2 separate regions of the Homo sapiens genome follow, and region 2 is linked to region 1. Evidence: read pairs that join two places in POLR2A ChIA-PET (ENCODE). Cell type or tissue: GM12878. All regions are shown on one strand. Links, peaks and the distances in the headings refer to the core of each region. The heading gives the core; the rest is flanking DNA. Region 1 has its middle 6.9 kb from the start of MED26. Region 2 overlaps TPM4 (tropomyosin 4).

The links. Peaks named below come from ENCODE experiments on the same cell type or tissue, not always from the same donor. Only the 100,000 strongest peaks of a DNase experiment are listed, where the experiment ranks them.
Region 2: POLR2A ChIA-PET joins it to region 1 with 5 read pairs; 2 of 35 experiments call an interaction of 5 or more read pairs at or near these places.

What each region holds. Positions count from the first base shown.
Region 1 is chr19:16,633,606-16,636,515 of GRCh38, reverse strand. It overlaps a transcript of SMIM7 not described here. Among named protein-coding and RNA genes, the nearest start is that of MED26, 6.9 kb to the right of the region's middle. In GM12878, for the core only: no CTCF peak of the experiment used is centred there; no DNase peak of the experiment used is centred there.
Region 2 is chr19:16,081,743-16,084,652 of GRCh38, reverse strand. It overlaps TPM4 (tropomyosin 4), which reads right to left. Exons shown (of 8, transcript NM_003290.3): 2 at 2,607-2,740. Among named protein-coding and RNA genes, the nearest start is that of TPM4, 6.7 kb to the right of the region's middle. In GM12878, for the core only: no CTCF peak of the experiment used is centred there; no DNase peak of the experiment used is centred there; H3K4me3 peaks cover 863 bases; H3K27ac peaks cover 819 bases.

The DNA.
Region 1 (2,910 bases), core at 253-2,752:
TGCCTGTAATTCCAGCTACATGGGAAGCTGAGGCAGGAGAATCGCTTGAACCCGGGAGGCAGAGGTTGCAGTGAGTCGAGGTCATACCACTGTACTCCAGCCTGGGTGACAGAGTGAGACTCTCAAAAAAAAAAATTCCACAAATTTATTCTTTACAATTCTGGAAGTCAAAAGTACAGAATGGGTCTCTGTAGGCTAGCATCAATGTGTCCGCATAGCTGGTTCCTTCTGGAGGCTCTCAGGGAGAAATTTTCCTCGCCTTCTCCAGCTTTTAGAGGCTGCCCACATCCTTGGTTCACGGCCTCTTCCTCCATCTTCCAGGCAACCAATAGCCTGTCAAGTCTTCCTCATGACACCCTGTCTCCTAATTCTGACTCCTCTACCTCTTTCTTCCCCATTTAAGGACGCTTGTGACTCCATTGGGGCCACCAGGAGAATCCAGCAGTCAGTTGATGAGTTATGTTAATTTCACCTGTACCCTTAATTATCCCTTGCCATGACATATTTACAGGTTCTGGGGATTGGGATGGGGACATTTAGGGGAGTAGGGGCAAGTACTCTGCTAACACAGGGTCAAATTGTGTATACATACATATATATATATATATATATATATTTTTTTTTTTTTTTTTGAGACAGGGTCTTGCTCTGTTGCCCAGGCTGGATTGCAGTGGTACAATCTGGGCCCATTGCAACCTCTCCCTCCCAGGTTTAAGCGACTCTCCTGCCTCAGCTTCCCAAGTAGCTGGGATTACAGGCGCCTGCCACCAGGCCCAGCTAAATTTTTTGTCGTTCTCTTAGAGATGGGATTTCACCATGTTGGCCAGGCTGGTCTCAAACTCCTGACCTCAAGTGATCCGCCCGCCTCGGCCTCTCAAAGTGCTGAGATTACTGGCGTGAGCCACTGCACCTGGCTACTCTCTTGATGTTGCCTTCTGTGTTGGGGCACAACTCTGCACCTTTGTTTCTGGGAAGCTCCATTGGCTAGGGTGAGTTTGTTGTTTTTTTCCTTCAGATCCACCCTCCTAGTTGGTTTTGGACATCAGCACCTTGGTCCTCTCCTGTCTGCTCTTTGGGGAAATGGCTTATACTTGATTTGGTTCAGAGTCTGGGAACCCTGAGCTCTGGGCTGGACTTTTTTTTTTTTTTTTTTGAGATGGTGTCTCACTCTGTCACCCAGGCTAGAGTGCTGTACTGTCTTGTCAGCTCACTGCAACCTCCGCCTCCCAGGTTCGCGTGATTCTCCTGCCTCAGCCTCCTGAGTAGCTGGGATTACAGGCATGTACCACCATGCCTAATTTTTTTTTTTTTTTTTTAGGAGGGATGGGGTTTTGCCATCTTGGCCAGGCTGGTCTCAAACTCCTGGCCTCAAGTGATCCACCTGCCTCAGCCTCCCAGAGTGCTAGGATTATAGGCATGAGCCACTGTGCCCGGCCACGGGCTGGACTCTTTAGCCAGCCCCAAATCCCAGCCACATGACTTTGGCTGGGTCACTCCTTTGAGGCACGAAGACCACGTCACTTGGTTGCATGCTTGGGTGCCCAGTGGGACAGGTATGAGAAGACCCACTCAAGAGTGGTGAGAAAGAAGGCTGGCTAGGAACCCAGGTGGGGCAGGTTGTCTGCACGTTATGGCTATTATGAGCAGTGCTGCTATGGACATTTACATGTACGCACGTCTTTCTGTGAGTATATGTTTTCAGTTTTCTTGCCTTTTTTTTTTTTTTTTTTTTTTTTTTAAGACAGAGTCTCAGTCTGTTGCCCAGGCTGGAGTGCAGTGGCACGATCTTGGCTTACTGCAACCTCCACCTCCTGGATTCAAGTGGTTCTCCTACCTCAGCCTCCCAAATAGCTGAGACTCCAGGCATCCACCACCACACCTCCCTAATTTTTTGTATTTTTAGTACAGACAGGGTTTTGCCATGTTGGCTACGCTGGTCTCAAACTCCTGAGCTCAAGTGACCCGCCTACCTCAGCCTTTCAAAGTGCTGGGATTACAGGTGTGAGCCACTGCACGCAGCCATGTTTTCAGTTTTCTTGAGGGAGATTCCTAGGAGTAGAATTGCTGGGCTGTGTGGTAACTTCCAGGCCTCCTTAAAGCTTTAGCCTGGACTGGGTAGAGCATGGTTTCCACTGCATTCTCTTAGTCACAGTGAGTTGCAGGTTCACCCCAGCGTCAGTGGCGGGCGGGAAGTGGGGATGACACAAGGACCTGAGTGTCCAAGGGGGCTTCATGGAGCCCTCATGTGAAGTCCCCAGCATGGACCCTGACACATCGTAGGTCCTCAACAAATGTCACTCCCTGTTGTCACTCTGTTTAGTACTAAGAATAATGATATAAAACTGGGACAGTAAGGAAAACACAAACTGTTGGGACCTATATCTGAATCTATTAGTCTGCCTAATAGAAAAGCCACCATCAGGATTTTGGAGATTACAAGCTCACTTTAGATTAGCCATACTGGAGTCAGCCCTGGAGGCTCCCAGAGATCAGAACAATCCCAGCGCTTGACAGGATGGCTGGGAAACAATACATATGAATGCCGGAAAATGCAGAACTAATCTAGGAAAAAGTGTAAGAAGAAAATAAACATCATCTGTCATTCTATCTATCAGAGATAACTGCTGTCAATATTTTGGTTTCCTTCCAATATTTTTTCTATTCACTCTGTGCATAAGTATGTATATTTTAATAAAAGTATAATTAAGATCACAATGTATATAGTTTATATGCTGCATTTTATTATTTATTGGGAGCGTTTCTCCATCAATAGTGGCTTTATTTTTGTTGTAAGAGACGGGATCTTGCTCTGTCACCCAGGCCAGAGTGTAGTGGCACAGTTGTAGCTCACTGCAGCTTCAAACTCCTGGGTTCAACCGTCTCAGCCTCCCAGTAGTTAGGACTGCAGGC
Region 2 (2,910 bases), core at 119-2,618, 550 kb after region 1:
CCCCAAGCTTCAAGTATATAATTCTTTCTACTGAGACACAGCAGTCTTTAACAGGGGTGTCACCAAAGGCCTCTGGGGACATGGTGCAAACAAGAGACTGGCCTTCGCAGCCTCCCTTGGTTTGCCAATATGGGAGCCCTCAACGTCAGCATCCAGCCAGGCTGGTCTGACTGTGAACAGCAGCTAACCCAGGCCACAGGCACAGCCAGGAACTCTCGTGACTGGGTCCTTCCACTGCCCCGTGGCTGCCGGAGCTGCCACTCTCTCCCTTGATTCAGTGGCTGAAGCAGAGTCTGCAGTAGCGTCTGTTCCCTCTGCCCTGGCTGTTCCACTACTTGGGAAGAAATTTCCAGCTTGGGTGACATGCAATCTCCAAGATTCCTTAGCTGGTTTCTAATCTCTGGTTAGTGGTCACAGCAGCACAACCAGAAATGCATCTTAAATTAGCTAGGCGTGCCAGCACTTTGGGAGGCCAAGGCAGGTGGATTACAAGGTCAGGAGCTTGAGAACATCGTGGCTAACACGGTGAAACCCTGTCTCTACTAAAAATACAAAAAAATTAGCCGGGTGTGGTGGCGGGTGCCTGTAGTCCCAGCTACTTGGGAGGCTGAGGCAGGAGAATGTCGTGAACCCAGGAGGTGAAGCTTGTAGTGAGCTGAGATCACGCCAGTGCACTCCAGCCTGGGCGACAGAGCGAGACTCTGTCTCAAAAAAAAATTAGCTGGGCATGATGGCATGCGCCTGTAGTCCCAGCTTTACTCTGGAACTCTGGAGGCCGTGGCGGGAGGATCGCTTGAGCCCAGGAGGTCGAGGCTGCAGTGAGCTGTGATCGCACCACTACATTCCAGCCTGGGTGATAGAGTAAGACCCTGTCTCAAAAAAAAAAAAAAAAAAAGAAATGAATCTTTGGGAGGTGTTTATACTGCAAAAGCATGGTGGCTGGCTCAAGTGAGAACTCCGGTGTGAATGAGGGGCAGACGCGATGATCACTGGTCGGGCCCACACCATTGCCACACAAGGAACTCCTTTTCCACCACACACAGACTGCTGCTTCTGTGAATTACACAATCTACCCTCAGTCTTCCAGAGAGCCTGTGCCAAGGCGTGCCAGAGAATGATCTGGCTACCGAGGAGAAGGCACCCTACTGGTGGCTGGGTTGCAGCACAGATACCATGGGCGGGTGAGGAACGTGGTCAGTTTCTTTTTGAGACAGAGTCTCACTCTGTTGCCCAGGCTGGAGTGCAGTGGTGCGATCTTGGCTCACTGCACCCTCTGCCTCCTGGGTTCAAGCTGGGGGATCTTGCCTTAGCCTCCTGAGTAGGTGGGATTACAGGTGCCCGCCACCACGCCCAGCTAATTTGTGTATTTTTAATAGAGACGGGGTTTCACCATGTTGGCCAGTCTGGTCTCAAACACCTGACCTCAGTTGATCCACCCGCCTCGTCATCGCAAAGTGCTGGGATTATAGGCGTGAGCCACGGCACCTGGTGCATGGTCAGTTGCAAGTACATTAACCATGCTGGTTTGCAACTGTCCCTGAAATAGCTGTCACCGTCCAAAAGCCTAAAGCCTGACAGCTCTGCTAACAATCACCTGTGCATCCCAAGTTTCCTTTCCTCCTCTCCACAGTACTCTGCTTTTTTTTTTTTTTTTTTTTTTTTGAGACAGAATCTCATCTGTCACTGAGGCTGGAGTGCAGTGGCACAATCTTGCCTCACTGCAGCTTCAAACTCTTGGGGTCAAGTGATCCTCCCACCTCAGCCTCTTGAGTAGCCAGGAGTACAGGCGTGCACCACCACACCCGGCTAATTTTTGTATTTTTTGTAGAGACAGGGTCTCACCACATTGCCCCAGTTGGTCTTGAACTCCTGAGCTCAGGCGATTTGCCCGCCTCTGCCTCCCAAAGTGCTGGGAGCACAGGCAGGAATCACTGCATCCGGCCTACCTGAAATTTGGTGTCTAGAGAACACTAAGAGGCACTGTGGCTTTCAGAGAAAATACGAGAAGCAGTGCTTTGCAAACTGACCACCATGGACAGTCATACTTGCAGTCTCACATCTGCCCGTTCTGTTTGCCTTTCTGTCTGTCGGAAGTTTCTTTTCATGGTTACCGTAAGGATAAACACCCCTCACTTTATTTTGAGATGGAGTTTTGCTCTTGTTGCCCAGGCTGGAGTGCAATGGCACGATCTCGGCTCACTGCAGCCTCTGCCTCCTGGGTTCAAGAGATTCTCTTGCCTCAGCCTCCTGAGTAGCTGGGATTACAGGTGCCCGCCACCATGGCAGGCTAATTTTTTTGTACTTTTAGGAAAGACGGGGTTTCACCATGTTGGCCAGGCTGGTCTCAAACTCCCAACCTCAGGTGATCCGTCCGCCTTGGCCTCCCAAAGTGCTGGGATTACAGGCATGAGCCACCGTGCCTGGCCACGGATAAACATCTCTACCCATGGAGTGATGGTTTACAAAGTGCTGTCATGCACTTTTTTGTGGACACATGCATGTCCTTGTGACCTTGTTTACTTTCACACCAGCTCTGCGAGGTCGGCAGCATGATCCCCATTTTCTAAAAGCAAACACGGATGCCACCAGATTCAAAGCGTCCTTACCTCTCACTCTCATCTGCAGCTTTTTCTGCCTCCTCCAGCTTCTGCAGGGCCGTGGCCAGTCGTTCCTGAGCCCTGTCCAACTCCTCCTCAACGAGCTGGATGCGTCGGTTGAGGGCGGCCACATCACCTTCAGCCTGGGGAGGTCGGAGGTGCAGCCATGTTAAGAAGTATCAGGCCAGCCACCAGTGGGAGCCTCCCCCATGTCCTGCCCTCTGTTAACCTGATCTTCCCCGTCAAAGCCCACCCAGGAGTCCAGGCCATAGGGAATTTACACTCATACCAAAATTTCAGTATGATCTTCCCG